Linked DNA regions of Homo sapiens: region 1 is linked to region 2. Evidence: read pairs that join two places in POLR2A ChIA-PET (ENCODE). Cell type or tissue: Panc1. All regions are shown on one strand. Links, peaks and the distances in the headings refer to the core of each region. The heading gives the core; the rest is flanking DNA.

What was found. ChIA-PET counts read pairs that join two places held together with the same protein. Peaks named below come from ENCODE experiments on the same cell type or tissue, not always from the same donor. Only the 100,000 strongest peaks of a DNase experiment are listed, where the experiment ranks them.
Region 1: POLR2A ChIA-PET joins it to region 2 with 11 read pairs; 11 of 35 experiments call an interaction of 5 or more read pairs at or near these places.

Annotation. Positions count from the first base shown.
Region 1 is chr2:85,503,550-85,519,128 of GRCh38, reverse strand. No RefSeq gene overlaps it. Among named protein-coding and RNA genes, the nearest start is that of PARTICL, 28 kb to the left of the region's middle. RefSeq lists a silencer at 5,602-5,781. In Panc1, for the core only: no CTCF peak of the experiment used is centred there; no DNase peak of the experiment used is centred there; H3K27ac peaks cover 2,427 bases.
Region 2 is chr2:85,563,151-85,578,729 of GRCh38, reverse strand. VAMP8 (vesicle associated membrane protein 8) reads right to left here and starts at 1,144. Exons shown (of 3, transcript NM_003761.5): 1 at 1,081-1,144. The coding sequence starts at 1,083. It also overlaps the pseudogene RN7SL126P. RefSeq lists enhancers at 113-252, 1,013-1,292, 11,338-11,856. In Panc1, for the core only: no CTCF peak of the experiment used is centred there; no DNase peak of the experiment used is centred there.

The sequences.
Region 1 (15,579 bases), core at 6,581-9,080, 54 kb after region 2:
CTTTTTGAGAAGGCACATTGATCCTTCAAGAAAATGATCCTCCAGAAATTGTGATTGGTACAATTTGTAAGCAAAACCTCTTGTTAAAATCAGTAAGTTAGGCCGAGAGCGGTGGCTTATGCCTCTAATCCCAGTACTTTAGGAGGCTGAAGCAGATGGATCACTTGAGGCCAAGAGTTCAAGACCAGCCTGGCAACATGAAAAAACTCCATCTCTACTAATACAAAAATTAGTCGGGCGAGTTGGCCCATGTCTGTAATTCCAGCTACTCAGGAGGCTGAGGCACAAGAACCGCTTGAATCTGGGATATGGAGGTTGCAGTGAGCCAAGATCATACCACCATACTCCAGCCTGGGTGACAGAGCGAGACTCTGTCTCAAAAAAAGAACAAAAACAAAAAAACCCAAAACAGTAACTTATAGAAATAAGCTAGTATTGTGCAGAAACCTAGTTACACCTTGCCTAAGCTAAAATCTTAGTCACCTTTGGGTCACTAGCACACTCTTTTTCTCCGATCACATGCAGTCATAAAATCTTGCCAATTCATCTTTTCTGATGTTTCTCCTGCCCATTCCTTCATTGTTTTGGGGCCTTTTCCACGTCATGCCTATACCAAAAGGGACTGAAACTTAAAAGTTCCCTGTCTGAGTTCCTCCCCATTCTAACTCACCATTCCTGGATTAATCTTTAAAAAATAAAAACTAGGCTGGGCGGGGTGGCTCACGCCTGTAATCCTAGCACCTTGGGAGGCTGAGGCGGGCGGATCACCTGAGGTCAGGAGTTCGAGACCAGCCTGGCCAACATGCCGAAACCCTGTCTCTACTAAAAATACAAAAATTAGCCAGGCGTTGTGGCATGCGCCTGTAGTTCCAGCTGCTCCAGGGACTGAGGCAGGAGAATTGCTTAAACCTGGGGGCAGAGGTTGGAGTGAGCTGAGATCGCGCCACTGCACTCCAGCCCGGCTGATAGAGCAAGACTCCATCTCAGAAAAAAATAAATAAATAAAAATAAAAACTAAAAGAATAGCAACAACAAAACCCACATCTAAAAACTGTTTTTCTCATGATACCTCGCTTCTTCTCCACTCTCAAACTCATTGGCTTCCACAGAGTAAAATTCAGATCATTTAGCCAAGGCACATGAATCTCTCCCCAAACTCCTTTGACTCCTATGGCCATCTCTGCAGAAGCTTACACAAACACACCCCATTTGAAGGACAGTTTCAGGGCTCAGGACCCCTGCAGCTGGCGAAAGACCATGGGTTTCAAGTGCCTGCTCTGTGACAAGGCTTTGCCTTCCCAGGTTATCATCCCCTCTCTGCACTCCCAGCCCCGCAACATGCCACGTTCTTCAGACACATCCAGCCTGTCTTGGCCTCCACAGCTTCATTTTCTTTTTGTTTCTTTTTTTTTTTTTTTTTTCTTTGAGACGGAGTCTCTCTGTTGCCCAGGCTGGAGGGCAGCCGCATGATCTCGGCTCACTGCAACCTCCGCCTCCTGGATTCAAGCGATTCTTCTGCCTCAGCCTTCGGAGTAGCTGAGATTACAGGGACGCGCCAGCATGCCCCGCTAATTTTTGTATTTTTAGTAGTGACAAGATTTTACCATATTGGCCAGGCTGGTCTTGAACTCCTGACCTCAGGTTATCCACCCATCTCAGCCTCCCAAAGTGCTGGGATTACAGGCGTGAGCCATCATGCCCTGCCACAGCTGCACTTTGGGCATCTCCCTGCCCAGAACCCACCACTCTGCTGTTTCCAGGTCCCAACCACCTTTCAGGGCCTCTTCTCATCTAAACCTTCTCTGACTACCTTGGCCTTTGTGCATCTCCCCTTCCTCTTGACTTCTGTCCTGGCCCAGAAAATACAGGTCATTCTGTGCAGGCTGCCCAACTGGATTGCCAGGCCCCAGAGGGCAGGGATGATGGCGATCAGGTGGTGCAGGCCCTTCCACATCTTCTTTGCCTGTAGGTGTTGCCTTTCAGGACATGATGGTGAACATGATCATGCAGGAAAAATAAATAAATGAAAAACAAACATTAATACAAGAATCATTCTCTCTTTTTCTATTGCAGATTAGGCCCTCCTTCTGTCTCCCCCGACCCTCGCCCCCCCACCCCCAATCTGCTACAAAATATCCAGTATAACTCCTTTATCCTTTCGTGTGTAAAATAAGGAAGCTAAATTCTAGAGAATAGAGAAGTTGAAAAAGTAAACTAATACATTTCCTTTAATGACTCAGCCCAGGAAAGGTAAGCAAACAACTTGGACTTCAGACAGAGGTCGATAGCTGCTGATGGAGGTGATCCAGGCACTTCCGAGGCTGTGCAGGAAGGGCCAAAGCCGGTGCCTGGGAGAGCCGGATAGGTTTCTGCTGCTAAACCAAGTCTGCAGGGTGAGTTGATAAAGGAATGCTGATTCCCAAAGAAACTAAGGGTGCCAGATGGGACCTCTGTCACCATCTCTGAAATACCAGTGGGTTAATATTGCATAAGCACGAATGCTTTTTAAAAAATGCACATACACACACATATATATGTCTATACAATATATTTTTTTGTAGCTGGAGTGTGAGGAGTGGGAATCTGTGGTTGTGAATCCATAGGGTGCTGAGCAGAGTCCCCATATGATTTGGGACCTGTAGTGCCACGACACTCACCTCACAATAGCACAAGCTTCTTGCTCTGAAGGGTAGATAAACGATGTTTAAAGGGAGAGCATTGCTTGATTTTACACCTTTGTTTTAAAAAAATATGATAAAGGGAGAACAAATATTATTGTGGGAAGGACTTTTCTGTGAGAGGAGTAAAACCACCCATCCTGGGCTACACCGCAAGTATCTAGTTGTCTTTAAAGGAGTGAAAAAAAATCTGCTTCGTGTTATTTTTTTCCCCTATATTCTTGCCCCTTCATCCTGCCTATCTCTGCAAAACCTATTCCGCCCCCCACCGCCCTTTTTTTTTTTTTTTTTGTAAACAGAGACTGGCTTTGTCGCCCAGGCTGGAGTGCAGTGGCACTATTTCAGGCCACTGCAACCTCTGCCTCCTGGATTCGAGCGATTCTCCTGCCTCAGCCTCCTGAGTAGCTGGGACTACAGGCGCACACCACCACACCCAGCTAATTTTTGTATTTTTAGTAGAGATGGGGTTTCACCATGTTGGCCAGTCTGGTCTCGAACTCCTGACCTCAGGTGATCCACCCCCCGCCTCAGTCTCCCAAAGTGCTGGGATTACAGGCTGAGCAAACTTGCCTGGTCTTACCTTGGTATTGTTTTGCTAAAAAATGCACAGTAGTCTTCTATTTCTTAATGCATTGAATGCAAACTTTATCAAGCTTGACTTTGAAGACCTGGGCAGCCCACCCAGTCCTAACTTCCTAGGGTCATTTGCCCCACCCCACAACCAGCCTTCCCCCTGCACAGGTGCCATGTCCTGTCTCGGACCCAGGCTCCACTTGAGGCTCAGCCTCTCCCTTGCATCCTGAAAAGCTTTTTGTGTGAACTGCACTAATTTTCCTCATGTTACACCGAGCTCCCTAGCTATAGAGTAAAGTCCTTGAAGGCAAGACCTTTGTCTTACTCGCCCCTGAGCTCACTTCTGTGTCTGGACCGTAGCCAACATAGCATGGCTGAAACCTCTTAAAAGCTAGGTCAGGGTGGCTCATGCCTATAATCCCAGCACTTTGGGAGGTCGAGGTGAGCGGATCACCTGAGGTCAGGAGTTCGAGACCAGCCTGGCCAACATGGTGAAACCTCATCTCTACGAAAAATACAAAAATTAGCTGGGTGTGGTAGCGCACACCAGTAGTCTCAGCTACTCAGGAGGATGAGGCAGGAGAATCGCTTGAACCCAAGAGGCGGAGGTTGCAGTGAGCGAAGATCTCGCCACTGCACTCCAGTCTAGATGACAGAGTGAGACTCGGTTCTTAAAAAAAAAAAAATTGCTAGGTCAATTCAATTGGGACTTCTGGCCCTCTGCCTGGTCCCCTCACTGTCTTCCTCAAAGACTTAGGGCCATTCCCCTGTGAATCTCAAATCAGGGCAGCCCTCAGTGCCTCCTCTCCATATCTTAATCAGATACGAATAATCAGAGATGACAGTATTTAAAGAAGCCTTGGGGGATCAATTACAAATAGCCCAATTTCAGTTACAAAGGACTTTCACTTTGATCTAATATTTAAGTGAGAGACTCTCACCTGAATACAGACCTGATAAAAAACATTAGAAGGATTAAATGCTTTGCTTAAGGTCACACAGAATGCATCAAAACTTGCACTTAAAGTGGGGACCTATCTTTTAAATCTAGCAATATATTTTTTCCAGCACCATATCTTGGTAGCCAATGGTGATAACAAAGCTGTTTTTGTTTTTCTAAAATGAAAAATATACTAATGTCTTTATTTAGAGTTTTTCTAATAAAATACAAATCATTACTACCCTGTTGGGTACAACATATTAAAAATGTTTTTATCTTAGCTGTCTTATCTGCCTGGGTTTGGGATAGATTTTAGGATTTAATATTATTGGGTCACGTAATATCATTATGTTTATCAGAGTGAAATCTAGTTTAGCCTTTTGCGTACTCAATAAAAACCATCGTGAATTTTAGAAAAACTGCTCAGAGTTCATATTTGAGCAGTTGCGTATTGGCAGCAGCATCTTGATATAAAAGACAACTTGTTATTTTTACGCATTCTGGAATTGTGAAACTTAGAAAGCACATTATGTTTTTTTTTTTAAAGATTATGTTTGTTTAGTGCTTTATATCTATTATAATCCTTATGAAAGCCCCGTGAAGCAAGTGTGTAAGAACTGGCATTTTAGGCTGGGCACGGTGGCTCATGCCTGTAATCCCAGCACTTTGGGAGGCCAAGGTGGGCAGATCACTTGAGGTCAGGAGTTCAAGAGCAGCCTGGCCTACATGGTGAAACCCCGTCTCTACTAAAAATACAAAAATTAGCCGGGCATGGTGGCAGGTGCCTGTAATCCCAGCTACTGGGGAGGCTGAGGCCAGAGAATCACTTGAACCTGGAGGGTGGAGGTTGCAGTGAGCCGAGATCTTGCCACTGCACTCCAGCCTGGGTCACAGAGCGAGACTCCATCTCAAAAAAACCCAAAAATAATAAAAATAAAAATAAAATTTTAAAAAATAAAAAAATTAAAAATAAATAAAGATGAAGAAACCAAAGCCACGGGGCCTAAGTGGTGTGACCAGGGTCACTGGACTCATTGGTGGCTGCATTGGTCAGGGTCTTGGCAAGAAACAGAGGGCACACTCCAGTTGGGTAATTTCAGCAGAACCTAATAAAGGAACTCTTTACAAAAATAGGGGCAGGGTGCAGGGAAGCCACAGGGACAGTGTGTTGTTGTGGGGAGCTACATAGGCTTGCCATGGAGGGAGGAAGGAGGGCCAGGTCACCAGAACTGGAGAGGCCTGCAGTGTCAGTGCACAGAGACCTCCTAGGTCTAAGAACTCAGGATAATTAACACCCAACCCCTCTGTCCTCCCTCCTTCTGATCCCCTAAAGGAGACCCTCGTTGGCCTTATTGGAAGCCAGAGGGCAAGGGAGCCTGCTGAGGTTTCTACACAGGTCAGTCTCCTGGGCACTGAAGAGAGAGAGTAGGGAGTGGCTCCCGGATGGAGTAGGCAACAGAAGATATCCAGCACAGAGGTGAATCCATGAGTAAACCTCAGACTTCCTTTAAAAAAATAATAGTAGGGCCGGGCGTGGTGGCTCATGCCTGTAATCCCAGCACTTTGGGAGGCCGAGGCAGGTGGATCACCTGAGGTCAGGAGTTCGAGGCCAGCCTGGCCAACGTATAGTGAAACCCCGTCTCTACTAAAAAATACAAAAATTAGCTGGGCATGGTGGTGCACGCCTGTAGTCCCAGCTACTTGGGAAACCAAGGCTGGAGAATCACTTGAACCCGGGAGGCAGAGGTTACAGTGAGCTGAGATCATACCACTTTACCCCATCCTGGGCGACAGAGTGAGACTCTAACAAAGCAAAACAAAACAAAATAAAAAATAATAGGTCAGGCATGGTGGCTCATGCCTGTAATCTCAACAATTTGAAAGGCCGAGGCAGGCGGATCACTTGAGGCCAGGTGTTCGAGACCAGCCTAGGCAACATAGCGAAAGCTCGACTCTACTAAAAATACAAAAATTAGCCAGGCATGGTGGCACATGCATGTCATCCTAGCTACTTGGGAGGCTGAGGCACAAGAATCACTTGAACCCGGGGATAGAGGCTGCAGTGAGCCAAGATCATGCTACTGCACTCCAGCATGGGTGACAGAGGAAGACTCGGTCTCAAAATAATAATAATAATATGATAATAATGAATAGATAATTATGTGAGGTGATGAATATGTTAATGGTCTTGATTGTGATTGTTTCATAATGTATACCTATATCAAAACATTAAGTTGGACCAGCATGATGGTTGATGCCTGCAATCCCAGCACTTTTCAAGGCTGAGGTGGGAGGATCACTTGAGCCTAGGATTTCGAGACCAGCCTGGGCAACATAGTAAGACCTCATCTCTACAAAAAATCAAAAAATAGCCAGGTGTGGGGCATGCACCTATAGTCCCAGCTACTTGGGAGGCTGAGGCAGGAGGATCACTTGAGCCTGGGAGGTGGAGTTTGCAGTGTAACCGAGATTGTGCCACTGCAGTCAGCCTGGGCAGCAGAGAGAGGCCCTGTCTCTAAAAAAATGAAAAACAGGGGCTGGGCACAGTGGCTTATGCCTGTAATCCCAGCACTTTGGGAGGCAGAGGTGGGTGGATCACCTGAGGTCAGGAGTTTGAGACCAACCTGGCCAATGTGGTGAAACCCCATCTCTACTAAAAATACAAAAATTAGCCGGGTGTGGTGGCAGGCGCCTGTAATCCCAGCTATTCGGGAGGCTGAGGCACAAGAATTGGTGGAATCCGGGAGGCAGACGTTGCAGTGAGCCAAGATCGCGCCATTGCACTCCAGCCTGGGCAACAAGAGCAAAACTCTGTCTCAAAACAAAATAAAAGAAAAAAAAAAAAAACAACCCCACCCCCTCCAAAAAAAAAAAACCGTTAAGTTGTACACCTTAAATATGTACAGTTGTTATTTGCCAGTTATACTGAAATAAAGCTGAAAAAAAAAACTGATCTCGGACTTCTTGTCCCTTGATCCTATGCTCTTTCCATAACACTGTGCCTGAGACACATAACACTGTGCCTGAGTCCTAGCTCCTAGCACAGAATTTCAGAGAAGTTCCCTTCAGGACCACCCTTTGGCCCACAACATCCCTCAACATTAAACTTTAAGCTCGTTTTCTAAAGCGTTCTGTGAATATTAGCCTCTATGGAAGGATCCCATAGGATCCTTTTTTGACAGCGATCCCATGGGAGCTATAAATCAGACTGGGTCAGGCAGTGGCCTGTGGGCTAGGCCAAGATGGCAGGGCTGGCAGGTTGAGAAAGGTCCCCTGAAGTCATCACTGGTTCTTGGCCATCATCACATCTTGGCAGAGATCCTCAGAGCCTTTAATGCAGCTGTAGTGGGCATTAGCCACGAGGCTGGCAAAGTTTCAAGAATAAAAGAATCCATTTTACTATCTTTTGCATCTGGCAATTAAAGGACCTTGAACAAAAGACTTCATCTCACAGCACTGTTGATAACTCTACGGTTTGCACTTGGCTACCCTGGCTTTATTTTTATATAATCCCTCTGGCATGAGACTCCAGGTTTTATAGAAAGTAAACATCTCGGGGGTGTTGGAGCTTTCTACCTTGGATGCGTTCTTTATTCACCTTTATCCTTGGTTCTCTGAGGGCTAAAGTCATAAAAAGTTTGATGACAGTGACCTCTTCCAAACCCAAGAGCTATGAGAGCAGTGTACTGAGAAATGCAAAGCCCAATGTTCTCATGGAACACAAACTCACCCAGAGGTCACAGAGAAAAAATTCTCAGTTCCTGTTCTGGCAGAATCATTTCCAAAGAAATGAAACCATGGTCACATCCAGCTTTTATGGTCTGAGTGGTCATATTCCTGAAAGAAGCATAACTACTAGAATCTAAGGTGACTTCACTACAAGGTTAATACATTCACTCCCCCAACTCCTCACCCAAATAAGGCCTTATGCACTGTGCATTTTCCCCCACTGCTGGGGGAGGTTTTTCTAAATTTCACTCATAAGCAGTTTACCTGGTACCACTGGAATTGATCAAAGAGGCACAGAGTTGGCCGGGCGTGGTGGCTCACGCCTGTAATCCCAGCACTTTGGGAGGCCGAGGTGGGCGGATCACGAGGTCGAGAGATCGAGACCATCCTGGCCAACATGGTGAAGTGCTGTAATCCCAGCACTTTGGGAGGCCGAGGTGGGTGGATCACCTGAGGTCAGGAGTTTGAGACAAGACCAACCTAGAGAAACCCTGTCTCTACTAAAAATACAAAATTAGCCATGCATGGTGACACATGCTTGTAATCCCAGCTACTCGGGAGGCTGAGGCAGGAGAATCGCTTGAACCCGGGAGGCGGAGGTTGCAGTGAGCCGAGATCACACCACTGCACTCTAGCCTGGCGATAGAGCAAGACTTCATCTAAAAAATAAAATAAAATAAAATAAAATAAAATAAAATAAAATAAAATAAAATAAAATAAAATGGCCTGGCGCGGTGGCTCACGCCTGTAATCCCAGCACCCTGGGAAGCCGAGGTGGGCGGATCACAAGGTCAGGAGATCGAGACCATCCTGGTAACATGGGGAAACCCTGTCTCTACTAAAAATACAAAAAAGTTAGCCGAGCGTGGCGGCGGGCGCCTGTAGTCCCAGCTGCTTCGGAGGCTGAGGCAGGAGAATGGGGTGAACCCGGGAGGCGGAGCTTGCAGTGAGCCGAGATCCTGCTACTGCCCTCCAGCCTGGGCTACAGTGCGAGACTCCGTCTCAAAAATAAATAAATAAATAAATAAATAAATAAATAAATAAATAAATAAAATAAAATAAAGAAAATGGCTCTAGCACAGTGGCCCTATTGCCATTCCTGCCTCAGGAATTTTGCACTTGCTGATTCCTCTGTTTGGACCACTCTTCCCCCAGATTGCCGTATATGGCTCACTCCCTCACCTCCTTCAGATCTTTATTCATATGCTGCTTTCTCAGTGAGACTTTCCCTGGCCACCCTGGATGCCCTGTTTAACATTGATGCTTCACTCCGGTACCCCATCCCTCTTCCCTGATTTATTCATTTTTTTCCTGTAACACTTAAACCATCTAACCTACTCCCTTCCCTATTATTTTATTTACTTATTTCACTGTGGTAAAATATACACCACACAAAAATTACCATTTTAATAGTTTGTAAGTTTTCAGTTCGGTGGCATTAATTACATTCACATTGTTGTGCAACCATCACCACTATCCATCTCCAGACCTTTTGCATCTTCCTCAACTGTTGAAGCTCTATACTCTTTGAACGCTACCTCCCCATTCCCCACTCCCCCCAGCCCTTGGTAACCACCATTCTACTTTCTGTCTCTATGAATTTGACTACACTAGGTGCCTCATGTAACTGTAACACTAGGATCTTTCTCTCTCTCTCTTTTTTTTTTTTTTTTTTTGAGATGGATTCTTGCTCTGTCGCCCAGGTTGGAGTGCAGTGGTGCGATCTTGGGTCACTGCAACCTCCGCCTCTTGGGTTCAAGCGATTCTCCTGCCTCAGCCTCCCAAGTAGCTGGTATCACAGGCACCTGCCACCACACCTTGCTAATTTTTGTAGAGACGAGGTTTCACCATGTTAGCCAGGCTGGTCTCGAACTCCTGACCTCAGGCGATCTGCCCGCCTCAGCCTCCCAAAGTGCTGGGATTACAGGCATGAGCCACTGCGCCCGGCCAGCCACCAAGCCTGGCCAATCTTTGTCCTTTTATGTCTGGTTTATTTCACTTAGCACAGTGTCTTTGAGGGTTTATCCATGTGGTAGCTTGTGTCAGAATTTCATTCCTTTTTTTTTTTTTTTTTTTAAGGTGGAGTCTCACTCTGTCACCCATTCTGGAATGCAGTAGCGCAATCTCTCGGCTCACTGCAACCTCCGCCTCCCAGGTTCAAGCAATTGTCCTTTCTCAGCCTCCTGAGTAGCTGGGACTACAGGTGCATGCTACCACACGTGGCTAATTTTTGTATTTTTAGTACAGACAGGGTTTCACTATGTTGACCAGGCTGGTCTTGAACTCCTGACCTCAGGTGATCCACCCGCCTCAGCCTCCCAAAGTGCTGGGATTACAGGCATGAGTCACCATGTCCAGCCAGAATTCTGTTCCTTTTTTAAGATTGACTAGCCAGGCGTGGTGGCTCACGCCTGTAATCTCAGCACTTTGGGAGGCCCAGGCGGGTGGATCACCTGAGGTCAGGAGTTTGAACCACCCTGACTAACATGGTGAAACCCCACCTCTACTAAAAATACAAAATTAGCTGGGCGTGGTGGTGCACGCCTGTAATCCCAGCTACTCTGGAGGCTAAGACAGGAGAATTGCTTGAACCTGGGAGCCGGAGGTTGCAGTGAGCCGAGATTGCGCCATTGCACTCCAGCCTGGGCAACAAGAGCAAAACCCCATCTCAAAAAAAAAAAAAAAAAAAAAAAGACTGAATAATATTGCATGGTCTGTATATGCCATAGTTTGTTTATCCATTCATCTGTCAAAGGACATTTGAGTTGCTTCCACTTTTTGGCTATTGTGAATAATACTGCTATGAACATGAGTATACAAATATCTCTTTGAGTCCCTGCTTTCAATTCTTTTTTTTTTGAGATGGAATCTCGCTCTGTTGTCCAGGCTGGAGTGCCGGGGTAAGATCTCAGCTCACTGCAACCTCCGCCTCCCAGGTTCAAGCGATTCTCCTGCCTCAGCCTCCCAAGTAGCTGGGACTACAGGCGTGCGCCACCACGCTCAGCTAATTTTTGTATTTTTAGTAGAGATGGGGTTTCACCATGTTGGTCAGGCTGGTCTTGAACTCCGGACCTCCTGATCCGCCCGCCGCGGACTCCCAAAGTGCTGGGATTACAAGTATGAGCCACTGCACCCGGCCAATTCTTTTGTGTATATACCCAGAAGTGGAATTGGTGGATCAAGTGGTAATTTTATGTTTAATTTTTTGAGGAACCACCATACTGCTTTCCATAATGGCTGCATCATTTTACATTCCCACCAGCCTATCTAACCTACTTTTACTTATATATTTTGTTTAGTGCCTGTCCCCTACCCTTCTTTGAATGTAAGCTCCATGAGGCTAGTAGAGATGTGTTTCCTGAGTATCTAGATCCTTGTTTGGCACATGGTAGTCAGTGTTTGTTAAATAAATGAACTGATTCAGTGCCTCTGACTTCATTTGCATTATTTTGATCCCCATTCAAGGGCTGGCTTAATCCCAGTGGAGCCCTTTTTGGTCCATCTCCCCAGCAGGCTCTTTCCCAACTAGGTGTATGCCTCTTGCAACTCATCCTCACTTTCTGCTTGTATTCTAGTTGTCTGTGAGAGTGCCCTATCTTTCCCTCTGAATTATAATATCCTTAATGTTAGGGAGCTTGGTTTTTTGGCCTTTTCTTATCTTTGTTTTGCCATCTTTCTAGCTCAGGGGCAGAGACTCAATACATTTGTATCAGAAGGACACTCTAAATGTCCAGGCTGAGCAGTGCCACTGTCAAGGATAGGCTTGAGCAGTCCAGAGCTGAGACCAGGCCTCCAAAGAAACTGGCTGTGTCGCTATGGCACGTGCCTCTCTCTCTGAGTCTGGTCCTCTTTTGTCTGATGAGGGGATTAGACCAGTGACCTCTCAGGTTCCTCTTAGATATTACATGTGCTGTGGGACCGAGTGTTTTGCAGGAAGAGTATGGTCTTCATCTGTGAGAGCCCATAGTCTGATAGAGATAAAATAAACATGTAAAGAGCGGTTAGGGAATCAAGAGGAAAGCTGTGCCAGGGCAGTCCTTGCCTGGAGGGATGGGCGCCACATCACCCATCTCCCTCTCTCAGCCCCGCTCCCCACTGCTGGAGCTTCAGAGCACAAAAAATCCGGGAAGCTCCGAGAGGACTTCATGGACATCCCATCCTTGTTGAGAGAGAGAGAAAAAAAATCTTTACAAGCTCACATGATTTCATTTGGTTATTTTAAACTGTTTATCTTTCTGTCCTTTCCCCACGGAATTAACGTTTGCAGGCAAAAAAATCAACTTTGAGAAGTTTTCCTCCTTTGCTCAGCTATTTGTGTATAAATATTCCGTGAGTAAAGTCTCTAAAAGACTGCCAAGCCCCCCACCCACCCTGTTCCCATTCCCTAGTAGTTGCTGACTAAGAAAGACTTAATGAGCTTACATCCAAGAGTGGAATGTTTCAATGACTCTTAAAGCCCTCTATGTATTTTTAAAAATCATTTTATCCCTGGTGGTCTACTGGTTAGGATAAAAAAAAAAGGCTTTTCAAATGCATAAACAGTGCAGTAACAATATTCACAGATTATTTAAACAAATCACTCATAATCTAACAGCCCTCACACTACTCTTTATTTTTACCAATTGCCTTCCAGTTTTACCCATATGAACACGTAATTGACACTGTGATTATCAAGCTGTACATACAATCTTGTATTTTACGTTTTCCTTTTAACATCTGTAAACAAATACACATTTTCCCAAATGTATTCTTTGTAAATATCACGAATTAGTAAATCCAGGTAAACTCATCACTGATGGATTGCCCAGTGAGTAGGCACCAGGCTAAAGCATGTAGGATATGGAAAGGTAAGCGTCATCTCTGCCCTCAGTAAGTTTACAGTCTTATGGAGAGATCAGACATACATACATGAAACAATCCGGGACAACAAATAATTAGGTGGAGAACTGTGATGCACTCAAGTCAGGCAGGCCTGCGAGGTGGTGGTGCGTTCCCTTATCAAGGGTTTGGGGACTGAGAGAAGGCTACCTCCCTGTGAAGATGGAGGAATTGATTCAGCTCAGATGGGCAAAACCGGAAGAAGGTATGAAGGTGCTGAATAAGGGGAACACACAATTGGCAGTGGTCACTGAGGCAGCCGGCCCAACAGGCACAGAAGGCTCATGTGCCCTCCTCATTAGCCAGATGAACTGAATCAGGCCCAGAAGGGAATGGGACTGGCCCCAACCACATGGCTGCCTGGTGTCAGCCGTGGTGAGAACTCTATCGGCTCACAGTGGGACCATAGACAGGAAGAGGTGGGAATGGGGGAGAGATTTGGAGTTTCCTGAAAGCTGGACTGAAGTGCAGAGTTGACGTCCCTGGGATGCAGGAGGGGCATATGGTGAAATCAGTGCTACAGTCCCATTGGTCTACTAGGAGTGTGCATGGGTCGCTGTTGTTTTGGTTTTGAGATGAAAGGGTTCTATCCAATTAGATTGACCACAGAGTGAGGGGACTTAAGAGGCTGGAGAGCAGGAGGTGGAAGGGAAAGCAGGCGCTTCAGGCCTCACGAGGAAACACAGGTGAGGAGCTTCCCCTCTTCATTGCTCTGTCCTTGCCTAGAACAGTGCCTGGTGCAGGGGAGGTCCTGGTATTTGTGGAATGAGAGCTGAATCTAGTTTTGCAAAATTTCTGTACAAAGTTTGGCACATCTCTGTATTCCTGCTCCAGGTCTCCGTGTCACCACTGTAAGATGAAGTTATTAGTTATTTTTTCTTTTTCTTTCTTTTTCTTCTTTTTTTTGAGTCAGAATCTTGCTCTGTTGCCCAGGCTGGAATGCAGCAGAGTGATCAGGGCTCACTGCAGCCTCAACCTCCTGGGCATAAGTGATCTTCCCACCTCAGCCTCCCAAGTAACTGGAAATAGAGACGTGTGCCATCACGCCTGGCTGAGTTATTTTTCGAGTGTCACTGAGGGACAGGTCAGACCAGGAGACTGCATGAGTCTCAGGAGCTAATAGTCCTGAGCTTTGCTGAGGTCTGTAAGGATTGGCACGTGGAGCCAATGACATGAGATCCCAATTAGTCATCCTGGCAGCTGCTTCCTGCCTCCCTTCCCCTGTTGCCTGCTGCTTGGACCTCTTTGGCGTGGTAAGTGGATACTGCCTGGACTCATCAATTATTACTGCTGGAGGGCAGCTTACGCAGCAGCTCCTGTGCCCTCCTCATTACCCAGATGAATTGAGTCAGGCCCAGAAGGGAGTGGAACTGGGCCAAATGACATGACTGCCTGGAGTTAGCCATGGCAAGAACCTCATCAGCTCACAGTCCAGCCCCACTCATTCATGCATATAACAGATATCACTGAGCACATGCTATGTGTCAGGCACTGTTGCAGTGCTGGTGATGCAGCAGCAGGCAAACAGATGAAAACACTGAGGTGGGGAGACCAAACATTAACGAGATAAGATAGACGGTGAGAGGCACCAAGGAAAAAGCAGATGGTGGGGGGTGGGGAGGGGTGGGGGCTTGCAATTGTAGAGACAGCAGCTAAGGAAGGCCTCAATGAGTAAGTAACATTAGGGCTGGGCACCGTGGCATATGCCTGTAATCCCAGCTTTTGGTAGGCTAAGGCTGGAGGATCACTTGAGGTCAGGAATTCAAAGCCACAGTGAGCCATGATCACACCACTGCAGCCTCGCTTGGGTGACAAAGCAAGACCACGATTCAAAAAAATAAAAATAAAAAATAAAAAGAAAAAAGACATTAGAACAAAAAGCTAAGCAGGAATCCGGAAGGGAGCACCAGGTTATCTGGATGGCATGTGATGCAAAGGCCCTGGGGCAGGAGTGGGCCTGGCATGTTCCAGGAAAAATGAGGAGTGACGTGAGGAGAGAACAGGAGGAAATGAGCCAGAGGGACCTCGGGGCAGCTGGTGCGGGGTCCTCGATTTCATAGCAAGGCCTTTGGCATTTATCCTTTCCAGTTGCTAATTCATGACTCTGCCTTCTCCTGCTTACTCGCAAGGGCACTGTGACCTCTGTGGGCAGAGAGGAGAATGGAACAGCCAACAGGACTCCCAAGAGCACACAGCGGCAGTGTGGGCAGCTCCCTGGACACCTGTGCTGGGCCTGCCCCGCACCCTTGCCCCAGAAGTCCCGCAGACCCAGAGGACATAGTGGCCTCTCATCTCAGGATTATGAGAAAGAGCACGATGCAAAGCCACAACAAACCAGTTGAGTGCTTAGCATCTGCAAAATATCAGAAGGGAGCAAGTTTAACAGCTGAGGCCAATGAAGAGCGCTGAGTCAGAGGCCAGTAGCGCCCATGCCTTGGCTGAGTGAAGGGTAGAACCAGATATATTTACGTAGAAGTGGCTGGCAAAAAGTGAAGCCCCGATGGTGATCTGTGTTATTAGCTTGGGCTTCTAATTTCTAATGTCTCGTACTTCCTGCCAGTGCTCCGTACCCACGTGTGTGAAAACCTCTGTGCAGAACGGCTTGCCAGGGACCAGTGTGGATGCCAGGCCCTGGGTGGCCAGCTGAGGCAATTGGTTGACTAGCACAGTAGTTTCAGAGCAAGCTCCTGCCTACCAGAGTTCTCACGCGCCCCTCTAGAAGAAGGTGTTCCACGCCCTGAGGCAGAATCTGTGGCGTTAAAAGGCGCCCCTGGTTCAGAC
Region 2 (15,579 bases), core at 12,406-14,905:
CCCCACTGCTTCCTTGCTCCCTAGAGAGGGCCGTAGAATACAGCAGGGCCAGCATCTCACAATGTTCCCTTCCAGAGCAGAGCCCGCCACTATTTACAATTCCCAGAGCCACCCCCCTTTCCTGATTTCTTGGGACCCTGGTTGAAAGTGTCTGTGCTGGCCAGCAGAACACCCTCACCCAGCCCCACCCATCTGTCCCTCTAAGCCAGCTGCCGGAGCACGGCCCTGGCCGCAATGCCATTGCTGTGACCCAGAACAACAGGCAACCAAGTATCCCAGAAGGCGCCTGGAGCCGTTGAGCCACACACTTCTGCTTTCCCCACCACTGGGCGACACGTGCAGGCACCAAGCAACCGCCTGCTTATGCAGATATTAAATAAAAATACCCGCCTGGGTGTTGGGGGAAATGGAGGACTAGTCCTCCCTGGCTGATGTCTCATCTCGGAGGCTTCATGACAAGGTTTTTGAACAAGGAGAGAAAAATAGTATTTAGCTCCTCCCCGCTTGACCTCCAAAAATAGGCCAGTGGCATGGGTCAGAACTACATTATCACAGAGAACCAACTTCTGGTTCTCTTATAAACCTTTAGTTCTCTTCTCCATGTTAATGGAGAAAGGACACCCAAAGGACTCAGTGGACACACAAATCCTTTGTGTTTCTGTGTGGGGATAAAGTGAAAGGCCGGAGAGGAGAGCTTCTGCCGCTGGGCTGGAATCTGAACTGGGAACTGCCCAGGCGCTGCCTGGTGTGGTGTCACAACACCCGCCTCGGGCTCCCTGGAGGAGGAAGGCACAACAACTCTTTGCCTGGAATTCGGAGCCCCCATCGGCGCTGGCACGGAAGCCCAGCTCCCCACCAGCACAGAGGTCAGGGGAGGGAGGGAGAAGGAGTAGAAACACCTGCCAGGACAGCTCAGAGCTATTTGCAGCCAAGTTGTCAAAGAAGAGAGGCCATAGCAGCACTGGCCCAGCCCTCTAACTTTGCCACCAACTCTCCTCCCCCGACACAGCCAACCCCCAGTCCCAAGCCCCCTCTGGCTCCTCTTTAAACCAGCCCTTTCCTAGTTCCCAGTTGGCTCACCATGTCTCAGAGCAGCCCAGGCCGGTCAGTAAGTGAATTCGCCTAGTCGGCTTCCTCCCAGGGTGGCCCTCAGTTCACTTCCTGCTTGCTCCAACTTTCAGCCTGCCCCCGCCCACCTCGCATCTCGAGTCGCTCCAGCCACACCTAACTCAGGTTTCCCCAGGTAGGCGGGCATTCTTCACTGTCCTCCCAGTGGCTTCCCAAACAAGAGCTTAAACTTAAAGTAATAGGGTTCTCAGAAGCCAAAGGTCTTCTAACTTGTCAGGAATTAGAAAAGAAAGATCAAGCAGCCCTCCGAGGTTTCCAGAGGCTGGACCTCCTGATCTAGAAAGGGCAGCCTTTTTTTTTTTTTTTTTTTTTTTAAATAGAGACGAGTTCTCACCATGTTGCCCAGGCTGGTCTCAAACTCCTGGGCTCAGGCGATCCTCCCACCTCAACCTCCCAAAGTCCTAGGAGCCATGATGCCCCACCAGCCATCTCCTTGTAATGTCTTGAATATCTGACTCCAGTTTCTAGAGACTGAGATCAACCATGCCAGGCCTAGCTCACAGGGAAACAAAATGCAGTTATGAAAATGTATTGCTGGATAACACTTGTTCCCAGGTCCCTGGGTGGCAGAAAGCACTAAAATCCCTGAAGTCTGGAATACTGTGATCCTGGGCTCTGATTCAGAAAGTTCTGGGTTACTAGTTACAGGCCCCTCAGGGAAACTTTTCACCTCTGTGGAGTTTGCAGGTGCTGATGCTTAGCTCAGATGGTGCTGGTAAGAAGCAAAAAGAGGCCGGGCGTGGTGGCTCACGCCTGTAATCCCAGCACTTTGGGAGGCCGAGGCGGGCAGATCACAAGGTCAGGAGTTAAAGACCAGCCTGGCCAACATGGCGAAACCCTGTCTCTACTAAAAATACAAAATAATAAACAGGCGTGGTGGCAGTTGCCTATAATCCCAGCTACTCAGGAGGCTGAGGCAGGAGAATTGCTTGAACCCGGGAGACAGAGATTGCAGTGAGCTGAGATCATGCCATTGCACTCCAGCCTGGGTGACAAGAGCAAGACTCTGCCTCAAAAAAAAAAAAAAAAAAAGAAGCAAAAAGATAGCATGTGCAGTGCAATGCCACTAGCACAGTGTCTATAATGATGGCTCACCAAACCTCTCCTTCCCTTCCAGAGTTCAGCAATTCTGCATTTCCCTTTAGGGGCTACCGCAGAGGTAATTGATCCCAGTCAGTGATCAGAGGACTGCCCCAGTGAACCAGAGCAGGGGGCCCAAGGCAAAGGATTTTTCCACTAACCTGGCTCCAGGCCAGAGAAAATCTGATCTTCCTTGACAGTGTTTATCAAGACAGAAGAACAATAACAGGGACATTCAGAAGGGAACGAACATTCTTGACCCATTCCAGAAGAAATCAGTTCCAAGGAGGAAATGTCAGCTTCTCCAACAAACACTTTTTTTGTTTGTTTATTTTGTTTTGTTTTCTTGAGATAGTCTCCCTCTGTCACCCAGGCTAGAGTCCAGTGGCATGATCGTAGCACCCTGCAGCCTTGAACTCCTGGGCTACAGCGATCGTCCTGCCTCAGCCTCCCCAGTAACTGAAACTACAGGTGCGAACCGCCATGTCTGGCTAATTTATTTTAAAACTTTTTGTAGAGATGGGGGTCTTACCATGTTGCCCAGGCTGGTCTCAAACTCCTGTTCTCAAGTAATCCTCCCTCCTCAGCTTCCCAAAGTGTTGGGATCATAGGTGTGAGCCACCACATCCAGACACAAATAATTTTTTTTTTTTTTGAGATGTTTCTCTCTTGTTGCCCAGGTTGGAGTGCAATGGCGCTATCTCGGCTCACTGCAGCCTCTGCCTCCCAGGTTCAAGCGATTTTCCTGCTTCAGCCTCCCTAGTAGCTGGGACTACAGGTGCATGCCACCAGGCACGGCTAATTTTTTTGTATTTTTAGTAGAGACAGGGTCTTACCATGTTAGTCAGGGTGGTCTCGAACTCCTGACCTCTCAGGTGATCCGCCCGCCTTGGCCTCCCAAAGTGCTGGGATTACAGGCGTGAGCCACCGCGCCCGGCCACAAATGCCTTTTTAAAAGCTTTAAACAAACTTCGGACCCCTGTAGCTTTTTTTTTTTTTTTTTAGAGGCAGGGTCCCACTCTGTCATCCAGGCTAGAGTACAGTGCAGTGTGTTCAAGCTCACTGCAGCCTTGAACTCCTGGGCTCAAGCAATCTTCTCACCTCATCCTCCCCAGTTAGCTGGGACTACAGGCAAGGGCCACCATGTCCAGTTAATTTTTTTTTTTTTTTGGAGACAGTGTCTTGCTGTGTTGTCCAAACTGGTCTCAAACTCCAAACCTCAAGTGATTCTCCCACCTCAGCCTCCCAAAGTGCTGGGATTATAGGCATAACCCACCATGCTCAGCAAATATTATATATAAGCCTGGGCAACAACATATCAAGACACTGTCTCTATAAAAAAATAAAACTGTTGGACACAGTGGCTCATGCCTGTAATCCCAGCCCTTTGGGAGGCCGAGGCAGTGGATCACCTGAGGTCAGAAGTTTGACACCAGCCTGATCAACATGTCGAAACCCCATCTCTACTAAAAATACAAAAACTAGCTGGGCATGGTGGTGGGCACCTGTATTCCCAACTACTCGGAAGGCTGAGGCAGGAGAGTCGCTTGAACCTTGGAGGCGGAGGTTGCAGTAAGCCGAGATCACACCGTTGCAATTCAGCCTGGGCGACAGAGTGAGACTCTGTCTCAAGTAATAATAATAATAATAATAATAATAAAATAAAAATAAAGTAAAATTAAAAAAATAAAATTGGCTGGGCACCGTGGCTCACGCCTGTAATCCCAGCACTTTGAGAGGCCGAGATGGGCAGATCACCTGAGGTCGGGAGTTCGAGACCAGCTCTTGACCAACATGGAGAAAACCCATCTTTACTAAAAATACAAAATTAGCCAGGCATGGTGGCGCATGCCTGTAATCCTAGCTACTCGGGAGGCTGAGGCAGGAGAATTGCTTGAACCCGGGAGGTGGAGGCTGCAGTGAGCCGATATCACACCATTGCACTCCAGCCTGGGCAACAAGAGTGAGACTCTATCTCAAAAAAAAAAACCAATAATAAATAAATAATAAAATAAAATTAGCCAGGCATAGTGGTGCATGTCCATAGTCCTAGCTGCTTGGAGAGCTAGCACAGAAGGATCACTTGAGCCCAGGGGTGTGAGACATCAGTGAGCTATGATAGTGCCACTGCACTCCAGCCTGGGAGACAGAGATAGACCCTGTCACTAATAATGATAATAATAATAATTTTATATATTGATTATGTGGCGAAATAATGTTTGGATATATTGAGTTAAATAAAAGATTAATAAAATAAATAAAATTAATTTCAGCCGGGGATGGTGGCTCACACCTATAATCCCAGCACTTTGAGAGGCTGAGGCAGGCCGATCATGAGGTCAGGAGATTGAGACCAGCCTGGCCAACATGGTGAAACTCCGTCTCTACTAAAAATACAAAAATTAGCTGGACGTGGTGGCGCTTGCCTGTAATCCCAGCTACTCGGGAGGCTGAGGCAAGAGAATCACTTGAACCTGGGAAGCAGAGGTTGCAGTGAGCCGTGATGGCGCCACTGCACTCCAGCCTGAGTAACAGAGTGAGACTGTCTCCAAAAAAAAAAAATAATAATAATAATAATTTCACCTGTTTCTTTATTTTTTAAAATTCATTTTTATTTATTTATTTATTTTTTTTGAGACAGGGTCTCACTGTCACCCAGGCTGGAGTACAGTGTCACAATCATAGTTCATTGTAACCTCAAATTCCTGGTTTCAAGTGATCCTCCTGCCTCAGCCTCCTAAAGTGTTAGCATTACAGGCATGAGCTACTGCATCCAGCCCTGTTTCTCTTACTTTTAAAATTTGGCCAGTAGAAAAATGTAAATTATGTGATTAGTGAAAAATGTTAAAATACATATTGTAATGTGGCTTATCACTGGGCATGGTGGCTGATCCATACCTTAATATTTACATGACCTGGGACAAACTTGCATAACAACTCTAAGCCTCAGTTACCTCATCATCTGTGCTTAGCACTCAAAAAATTCAGTAGACCAGGTGCAGTGGCTCACACCTGTAATCCCAGCACTTTGGGAGGCTGAGGTGAGAGGATTGCTTGAGCCTGGGATTTCGAGACTAGCCTGAGCAACATAGTGAGACCCTGTCTTTTTCTTTTTTCTTTTTCTGTTTTTTGAGAAGGAGTTTTGCTCTTGTTGCCCAGGCTGGAGTGTAGTGGCGCAATCTCGGCTCACTGCAACCTCTGCCTCCTGGGTTCAAGTGATTCTCCTGCCTCAGCCTCCCAAGTAGCTGGGAATACAGGCACATGCGCCACCATGCTCAGCTAATTTTTGTATTTTTAGTAGAGACGAGGTTTCACTATGTTGGGCAGGCTGGTCTCGAACTCCTGACCTCAAGTGATCTGCCCACCTCGGCCTCCCAAATCACTGGGATTACAGGTGTAAGCCACCGCCCCAGCCTCAAACATAATATATATATATATATTCAGTGAAGTGACTTTGTAAGGAAAAACTGCTGAACTGCTTGGTTATAGGAGTTGTAGCCCAAGAAGCAATGGGCCAAATCTTGGTTTATTCTTGGTTGTGCCTCTCATATACACCTCCTCCTTTCCATGCCAGCCCCTTCCTCCTAGTTAATGCCAGCCCCTTCCTCCTAGTTAATGCCAGCATGATCTCTTCCCTGAACAATTCCAATCCCCTCTAAACTCACCTTTCTTTTCTCATCTACTCCTCTGTGGCTGATTGCTATCTTCCCAAAACAGATATTTAAATATGCTCCACCCTGCCTCCAGGATAAAGCCCCAGCTTCCTAGCAATTCCCTGTGTGATAAAAAGACTAGGGTGACATCTGACCTCCTGCTCTTCTACACTACTACCCCTGGCTGTGCAGTTTTGGGCAAGTCACTTCATTTGCAAAATAGGATTAAGAATAGGCTGGGTGCAGTGGTTCATGCCTGTAATCCCAGTACTTTGGGAGGCTGCAGCGGGCGGATCACTTGAGACCAAGAGTTAGAGACCAGCCTGGCCAATACCGCATAACCCCGTCTCTACTGAAAATGTAAAGATTAACTAGGCATGGTGACCACACCTGTAGTCCCAGCTACTTCGGGAGGCTGAGGTGGGAGGATTGCTTGAGGCTTGGAGGCGGAGGCTGCAGTGAGCTGAGATCGTGCCCTACTGCACTCCAACCTGGTTCACAGAGCCAGAGCCAGACCCCATCTCAAAAAAAAAAAAAAAAAAAAAAGGCGGGGCACAGGGGCTCACACCTGTAATCCCAGCACTTTGGGAGGCCAAGGCAAGTGGATCACCTGAGGTCAGGAGTTTAAGACCAGCCTAGCCAACATGGTGAAACCTTGTCTCTACTAAAAACAAAAAATTAGCTGGGCGTGGTGGCACATTCCTCTAATCCCAGCTACTAGGGAGGCTGAGGCAGGAGAATCGCTTGAACCGGGGAGGTGAAGTTTGTGGTGAGCCAAGATTGTGCCATTGCACTCCAGCCTGGGCAACAAGAGCGAAACCCCGTCAAAAAAAAAAAAAAAGAAAGAAAGAAAGAAAGAAAAGAGAAAAAGGACACTAATGGAGAAAACTGAATGAGAAACTAAGAGAAAGGGAATATTACCACCTGAAAAGGCAACCAAGCAAACTTTCAGGTACATAACCCTTGGCATATATCCCAGTCTTCTGATTTATGCCCCAGGTGGGCAGTTTACTCCTATATCTCAGAGGAAAAAAGCTGGAGAACAAGGAAAAGGTACATTCAGGAGGCTCAACTGAACCTGATTCCTGAAGGATCATGAAGTTCTCACCACTGCCAAGGTTCATTTCTGTCTCCAAACCTTCTCTCTGTAGCCTGTTATGCTGCTGGCCATCCCACCTGTCTCCTAATGTGCCCTCTTCCTCTCTGAATGTGCCCCTAGAACACAGAGATTCTGCCCTTGGCCATCTTTTTCTTTTCTTCTTTTTTTTTTTTTTTTGAGATGGAGTCTTGCTCTGTCACCCAGGCTGGAGGGCAGTGGCACTATCTCGGCTCACTGCCACCTCCACCTCCCGAATTCAAGCGATTCTCCTGCCTCAGCCTCCTGAACAGCTGGGACTACAGGCATGTGCCACCACGCCCAACTAATTTTTTGTATTTTTAGTAGAGACAGGGTTTCACCGTGTTAGCCAGGATGGTCTTGATCTCCTGACCTTGCAATTCGCCCGCCTCGGCCTCCCAAAGTGCTGTGATTACAGGCATGAGCCACCATGCCCGGCCCGTTGGCAATCTTTCTTCCGACTTCTGAAGAGAACCACTCTGTTTTAGAGCAGTGTTTCTCAGAGGGGTTATTTTACCTTTCAGGGGTCTTTTCACAATGTCTGGAGACATTTTTGGTTGTTATAGCTGGGGGTAGGGGTGCTACTAGTATCTGGTGGGTTGAGGCCAAGGATGTTGCTAAAATATCCTACAATGCAAAGGACACCCTCTCACAAGAAAGAATCTGGACCAAAATGGCAATTGTTTTGAGGCTGAGAAAACCCTGGTCTCCCTATAGGGAAGTGCAGTGCCTCTACGGCTTCAATAGCCATTTATGAAAAATCCCCAAATTTATTATCTCCAGCCCGGGCCTCTCCCTCAACTACCAATGCTGCCTCTCCAATGCCCTGGACAGTTCACAGACACCTCCAACACCCAAACCAAACCCTTTATCTTTTCTCCATGTTCCTCCTCCTGGGTGGGACTCCCATTCTACCCGCTTCTCAAGCTAGGAACCACAAAGCATCCTTCACATGCAAGGTCGTCACCAAGCCTTAGTTCATACTTTTTTAAAAAAATTTTTTACAAGGGCACAAAAATCAGGCAATTGGTTCATTCTTGGTCGTGCCTCTCATATCCACCACCTCCTTGGTCCACCAGCTCCTGCCTCCTGGTTAATGCCAGCAGCACGATCTCTTCCCTGGACAATTCCAATCCCCTCTAAATTCACCTTTCTTTTCCCATCTACCCCTCTGTGGTTGATTGCTATCTTCCAGAAACACATATTGTATGCTCCACCCTGCCTCCAGGATAAAGCCCAAACTTCTTAGCATGGCATTCCAAGACTGTTCTCAACCTGCTTTTCTGAACTTCTCTCCCATTAGATTCACCTCCCAGCCCTCCAGTCAACCAAATTACATGTCCTTTCTCAAACGTCGTACACCATCCACCTTCTATATCTTTCCCTAAGGCCTTCACTCATCACTGCTTATGACAATTCTATTCACATTTAAGACATAGCCTCCATGAAGCTTTAGAGATTTCCCCACTGAAGCTAACTTGTTCCTGTTCTGATCTCCATCACATTTTATTTCTTTTAAAGAATCTTTCACATACTTTGTCATACATATTTGACCCCTCCAACACTCTTAAGTCCTATAAAGGCAGGCAGGGACTGAGTCCTCACTTTGGTACCCTTTGTAGTATATGACATATGTCCTAGACATGTAGGCAACTCACTAAAGGTTTCAGATATTGAACTGAGAAGTCTGAAAGAAAGCTGCTTTCTCCACAGTACAGAGAAAGATGATTTTTGTTGGAAAAGATTTATAGAGAAATTTCTTTCCTAAAGTTTGACCTATTTTATGGATAAATGAATGCTAAATATCACAAATCTTTGTATATTGGTCCTGAAAGGAAAACCTGGAGATACTGAGTTAGCAAGCTCATTTATTAGCTGTATTTTTCTTTTCTTTTCTTTTCTTTTTTTTTTTTGTTTTGTTTTTTGAGACGGAGTCTCACTCTGTTGCCCAGGCTGGAGTGCAGTGGCACAATCTCGGCTCCCTGCAACCTCCACCTCCCAGGTTCAAGCAATTCTCTACCTCAGCCTCCCAAGTAGCTGGGATTACAGGCGCCCGCCACCACGCCTGGCTGATTTTTGTATTTTTGGTAGAGACGGGGTTTCACCATCTTGGCCAGGCTGGTCTTAAACTCCTGACCTCGTGATCCACCCACCTCGGCCTCCCTAAATGCTGGGATTACAGGCGTGAGCCACTGCGCCCAGCTATTAGCTGTATGTTTCCTATACAGAATACTCTTGTTCACCCAAGACTATTAAGAACTTTTGATCTCCAGCTGGGCAAGGCGGCTAATGCCTGTAATCACATCACTTTGGGAGGCCAAGGCAGGAGGATGCCTTGAGGCCAGGAGTTCCAGATGAGTCTGGCCAACATAATGAGACCCCATCTGTACAAAATATTTATTATTTTATTTTATTTTATTTTTGAAACAGAGTCTCGTTCTGTCGCCAGGCTGGAGTGCAGTGGCGCGATCTTGGCTCACTGCAACCTCCGCCTCCAGGGTTTAAGTGATTCTTCAGCCTCAGCCTCCCGAGTAGCTGGAACTACAAGTGCCTGCCACCACGCCCAGCTAATTTTTGTATTTTTTTAGTAGAGACTGGGTTTCATTATGTTGGCCAGGATGGTCTCAATCTCTTGACCTCATGATCTGCCAGCCTCAACCTCCCAAAGTGCTGAGATTGCAGGCGTGAGCCACTGCGCCTGGCCGATTTTATTTTTTTTTTATTTTATCTTATTTTATTTTAGAGATGGAGTCTCACTCTATCACCCAGGCTGCAGGGCAGTGGCACGATCTCAGCTCAATGCAACCTCCACCTCCTGGGTTTAAGCAGTTCTCCTGCCTCAGCCTTCCAAGTAACTGGAATTACAGGCATGCACAACCATACCTGGCTAATTTTTGTATTTTTAGTAGAGATGGCGTTTCACCATGTTGGCCAGGCTGGTCTTGAACTCCTGACCTCAGATGATCCACCTGCCTTGGCCTCCTGAACTGCTGGGATTACAGGTGTGAGCCACCGGGTCTGGCCAAAATATTTTTTAAATTAAAAAAAAGTTTGAAAAGAACGTGATTTCCCTCTCTCCTTTTAAAACTGCACTCATCCTTCAAAGCCCAAGTGAGACCGGGAGACCCTGTCTCAAAAAAAGCTTTCCTGATTTCTCTAGTGTAATTCATTTCTTCCTCAATGCTTCCATTGCACTCATTTAATAGTATTTATGACTTTCTACATTCTATTACTGTTATTACTATCCTATTATTTCTAAATTATTTTATTATTATCATGTTTCCTTACCATTTAACTCCTAGAAGACAGAGGCTACAATTGAGTCATTTCCCCCTCTCTGTAACTTGTTCAGTCCTTAGCACATAACAGACCATAAATGCTGAATTTACTGGAAGCATTAATATTGAGCAGTCCTAGACGAGTGGATACAAATTTCCTAAGCCAAACTGAATTTGTTTGGGCCAGTATTTGACAGTGGATTAAGAAATACATCTCAGACTGGGAGCAATGACTCATGCCTATAATCCCAGCACTTTGGGAGGCCAAGGTGGGAGGATCACTTGTGTTCAAGAGTTTGAGACCAGCTTGGGCAACATAGTGAGACCCTGCCTCTCCAAAATATAAGAAATTAGCTGGGTATGGGGGTGCACGCCTAGTCCTAGCTCCTCAGGAGGCTGAGGCGAGGAGATCGCTTGAACCCAGGATGTCAAGGCTGCAGTGAGCTGTGATCATGCCACTCAGCCTGGGTGACAGAGTGAGAACCTGTCTCAAAAAAAAAAAAAAAAAAAAAAGCCAGGTGTGGTGGCAGGTGCCTGTAGTCTCAGCTACTTGGGAGGCTGAGGCAGGAGGATCACTAGAGCCTAGGAGTTCTGGGCTATAGTGTGCTATGCCCATCGGGTATCTGCACTAAGTTCAACATTATTATGGTGACCTCCCGGGAGCAAGGAACCACCAGGTTGCCTAAGGAGTGGTGAACCGGCCCAGGTAGGAAACAGAGCAGGTCAAAACTCCCACGCTGATCAGTAGTGGGATCACACCTGTGAATAGCCACTGTACTCCAGCCTGGGCAACATAGTGAGACCCTGTCTCTAAAAAGAAAGAAAGATGGGTCTGGGCATGGTGGCTCACACCTGTAATCCCAGCACTTTGGGTGGCCAAGGCGGGTGGATCACTTGAGGTCAGCAGTTTGAGACCAGCCTGGCCAATATGGTGAAACCCCATCTCTATTAAAAATACAAAATTTAGACAGGCGTGGTGGCAGGCGCCTGTAATCCCAGCTACTTGGGAGGCTGAGGCAGGAGAATCACTTGAACCCGGGAGACAGAGGTTGCAGTGAGCTGAGATTGCACCACTGCACTCCAGCCTGGGTGACAGAGTGAGACTTGGTCTCAAAAAAAAAAAAAAGTGACTTGACCTGCCTTGCCTGTTAGAATAACCTAGAAATGAGCTATATCCTCAATAGCAGGAACACAGTTTGCCTGGTGATTCCTCCTGCTAGAAATCCATCTGGTACCAATAGTCCCTTTTATATGTCTACCTCTGCCATTCTTTTCCTTTAGGACAATAGTTCTCGGTGGATGGCCTAGAAACTCCTGGGGTCTTCAAAGACAAAATTACTGTAGTAATACTGAGATATTTACCTTTTTAACAGCTAGCATTTGTACTGATGATGCAAAAGCAATGGTGGGTAAAAGTGCTGGCAACTAAGCAGGAATGAAGACCATGGCACCAAATTGTAGTAGTAGCCATTGCATTCCTCAATGCCATGCACTTGCAATTTTTAAAAATGCCACTTTCTATTAAGAACGTCCTTGATGAAGCTGGGTGTGGTGGCTCACACCTGTAATCCCAGCACTTTGGGAGGCCAACACGGGTGGATCACCTGAGGTCACGAGTTCGAGACCAGCCTGACCAACATAGAGAAACCCCTTCTCTACTAAAAACACAAAAATTAGCTGGGCATGGTGGGTGCGTGCCTGTAATCCCAGCTACTCAGGAGGCTGAGGCAGGAGAATCGCTTGAACCAGGGAGTCAGGTTGCAGTGAGCCAAGATCGTGCCACTGCACTCTAGTGGGGCGACATAGTGAGACTCGGTCTCAAAAAAAAAAAAAAAAAATGAGTATCCCTGATGAAGCAGTACAAATTATTAATTGTATTAAATCTTGACCCTACAGTACATGTCTTTTTAATATTTTGTGTGAAGAAATGGGAAATATGCATATAGCACTTCTGCATATAATAGTTGTCTCATGGTTTGTCAAGAAAAAGCACTTGTGCAATTAAACTAACCTTTGGCCTGGTGCAGTGGCTCACGCCCATAATCCAAACATTTTGGGAGGCCAGGGCAGGAGGATTGCTTGAGATCAGGAGTTCGAGACCAACCTGGGCAACATGGAGAAACCAGATCTGTACAAAAAATTAGCTAGGGGTGGACACCTCACCCGGCTACTTTTTTGTATTTTTTTGTAGAGATGGGGTTTCACCATGTCATCCAGGCTGGTCTCAAACTCCTGACCTCAAGCGATCCTCCCACCTTGGCCTCCCAAAGTTTTGGGATTATGGGCGTGAGCCACTGTGCCCAGCCCCTCTGCCTATTTTTATTTGGGTTGTCTTTTTCATTGTTGAGTTGCAGGAGTTCTTTACATATTCTGGATACTAGACCCTCATCAGATATGGTTTTAAAATACTTTCTCTCATTCTTTTCACTTTCAAGTATCCCTTTGATGCACACACCCAAAAAAGCAAATAGTGTCCAATTGCATTCTTTGATGAAGAAGAATACAAGCAGTAAGTCAATTACAGCCTATTTTTTTCTTTTCTTTCTTTCTCTTTCTCTCTCTCTCTTTCTTTCTTTGAGACAGGGTCTTGCTCTGTTGCCCAGGCTGGAGTGCAGTGGCACAGTGACAGCTCACTGCAGCCTCAACCTCCTGGGCTCAAGCGGTCCTCCCACCTCAGCCTCCTAAGTAGCTGGGACTCCAGGCGTGTGCCACTGCGCCTGGCTAATTTTTGTATTTTTTGTAATTTTTTGTAGAGATGGGGTTTCACCATGTTGCACAGGCTGGTCTCGAATTCCTGAGCTCAAATAATCCTCCCTCCTCAGCCTCCCAAAGTGCTGGGATTACAGGCATGAGCCACTGTGCCCAGTCTATGGTTGTTTTTAAATTAACAGACTAGGCCGGGCGAGGTGGCTCAGGCCTGTAATCCCAGCACTTTGGGAGGCTGAGGCAGGCGGATCACGAGGTCAAGAGCTCAAGACCATCCTGACCAACATGGTGAAACCCCGTCTCTACTAAAAATACAAAAATTAGCTGGGCATGGTGGTGCGCGCCTGTAGTCCCAGCTACTCAGGAGGCTGAAGCAGAATTACTTGAACATGGGAAGCGGAGGTTGCAGTGAGCCACGATTGTGCCACTGCACTCCAGCCTGGCGACACAGCGAGACTCCATCTCAAAATAAATAAATAAATTAATTAATTAATTAACAGACTATTCTGGGGGGACAATTTTAGCCTTACAGAAAAACTGAGCAGAAAGTACAGAGAATTCCAGGCTGGGAGTAATGGCTCAAGCCTTTAATCCCAGCACTGTCGGAGGCCAAGGAGGGAGGATCACTTGAGCTCAGGAGTTTGAGACCAGGCTGGGCAAGATGGTGAAACCCCGTCTCTACAAAAAATAAAAAAAATTAGCCAGGCACAGTGGTGCACGCCTGTAGTCCAGCTACTTGGGAGGCTGAGGTTGAAGGATCACTTGAGCCCAGAAGGACAAGGCTGCAGTGAGTCAAGATTGTGACACTGCCCCTCCAGCCTAGGCGACAGAGGGAGACTCTGTCTCAAAAAAAAGAAAAGAAAAAAAAAAAAAGAAGAAGAAGAAAGTACCGAGAGTTCCCATATCCCCCTTCAGGCTCCCCATTTTTCCTATTATTAACTTTTTGCATTAGTGTGGTACATTTGTTACAACTGATGAGCCAGTATTGGTATATTATTAACATAGCCCAGCCGGGCGCGGTGGCTCATGCCTGTAATCTCAGCACTTTGGGAGGCCGAGGCGGGTGGATCGCCTGAGGTCAGGAGTTCAAGACCAGCCTGGTCAACATAGTGAAAACCCATCTCTACTAAAAATACAAAAAATTAGCTGGGCGTGGAAGCGGGTGCCTGTAATCCCAGCTACTCAGGAGGCTGAGGCAGGAGAATCGCTTGAAACTGGGAGGCAGAGGTTGCAGTGAGCCGAGATCGCATCATTGCACTCCAGCCTGGGCAACAAGGGGGAAACTCCGTCTCAAAAAACAAACAAACAAAAAAACATAGTCCATATTGATACATTATAATTAACTAAGTCCATAAGTTACATTAGGCTTTACTCTTTTCCACACACAAGTATGACATGTATCCACCATGACACTATTACATCATACAAAATAGTTTCACTTCTGTAAAACTCCCCTGTGCTCCACCTACCATCCCTTCCTCCCCCCAACTCCACTTCCCTGGCAGTCACTGATCTTTTTATTATCTCCATAGTTTAGCCTTTTCAGAATATCATACAGTTGGGGCCAAACGCACTGCCTCATGCCTGTAATCCCAGCACTTTGGAAGGCTGAGCAGGAGGATTGCTTGAGACCAGAAGTTTAAGACCATCTTGGGCAACATAGCAAGACCTTGACTCAAAAAAATACATATATATATGTCATATGGATGGAATCATAGTTTGTAGTCTTTCCACATTGATTTCTTTCGCTTAGCAATATGAATTTAAGGTTCCTCCATGTTTTCTAATGGCTTGATAGCTTTTTTTTTTTTTCCTTGAGATGGATCCCATTATGTTGCCCCGGCTAGTCTTAAACTCCTGAACTAAAGTGATTGTCTTGCTTCAGCCTCCAGAAAAGCTGGGAATAGCTGAGACTACAGAAACATGCCATTTTTTTTCCTTTGTAGTAGAAGTTAGAAAGCTTTTTTTTTTTTTTGAGATGGAGTCTTGCTCTTTCACCCTGGCTGGAGTACAGTGGCGCAATCTGGGATCACTGCAACCTCTGCCTCCCGGGTTCAACCGATTCTCCTGCCTCAGCCTCCCCAGTAGGTGGGATTACAGGCACGTGCCACCACACCCGGCTAATTTTTGTATTTTTAGTAAAGACGGGGTTTCACCGTATTGGTCAAGCTGGTCTCGAACTCCTGACTTTGTGATCCACCTGCCTCAGCCTCCCAAAGTGCTGGGATTACAGGTGTGAGCCACCGTGCCCGGCCTTTTTTTTTTTTTTTTTTTTTTGAGACAGAGTCTTACTCTGTCACCCAGGCTGGAGTGCAGTGGTTCGATCTTGGATCACTGCAACCTCCACCTCCCGGGTACAAGTGATTCTCCTGTCTCAGCCTTCTGAGTAGCTGGGATTATAGACGCCTGCCACCACACCCGGCTCATTTTTTTTGTATTTTTAGTAGAGACGGGGTTTTACCATGTTGGCGAGGCTGATTTCAAATTGCTGACCTTAAGTGATCCAACCGCCTCGGCCTCCCAAAGTGCTGGAATTACAGGCGTGAGCCACCGCGCCTGGCCTCAAAAAAAAAAATTTTTTTTTTCAGGACGGCGTCTTGCTCTGTCGCCCAGGCTG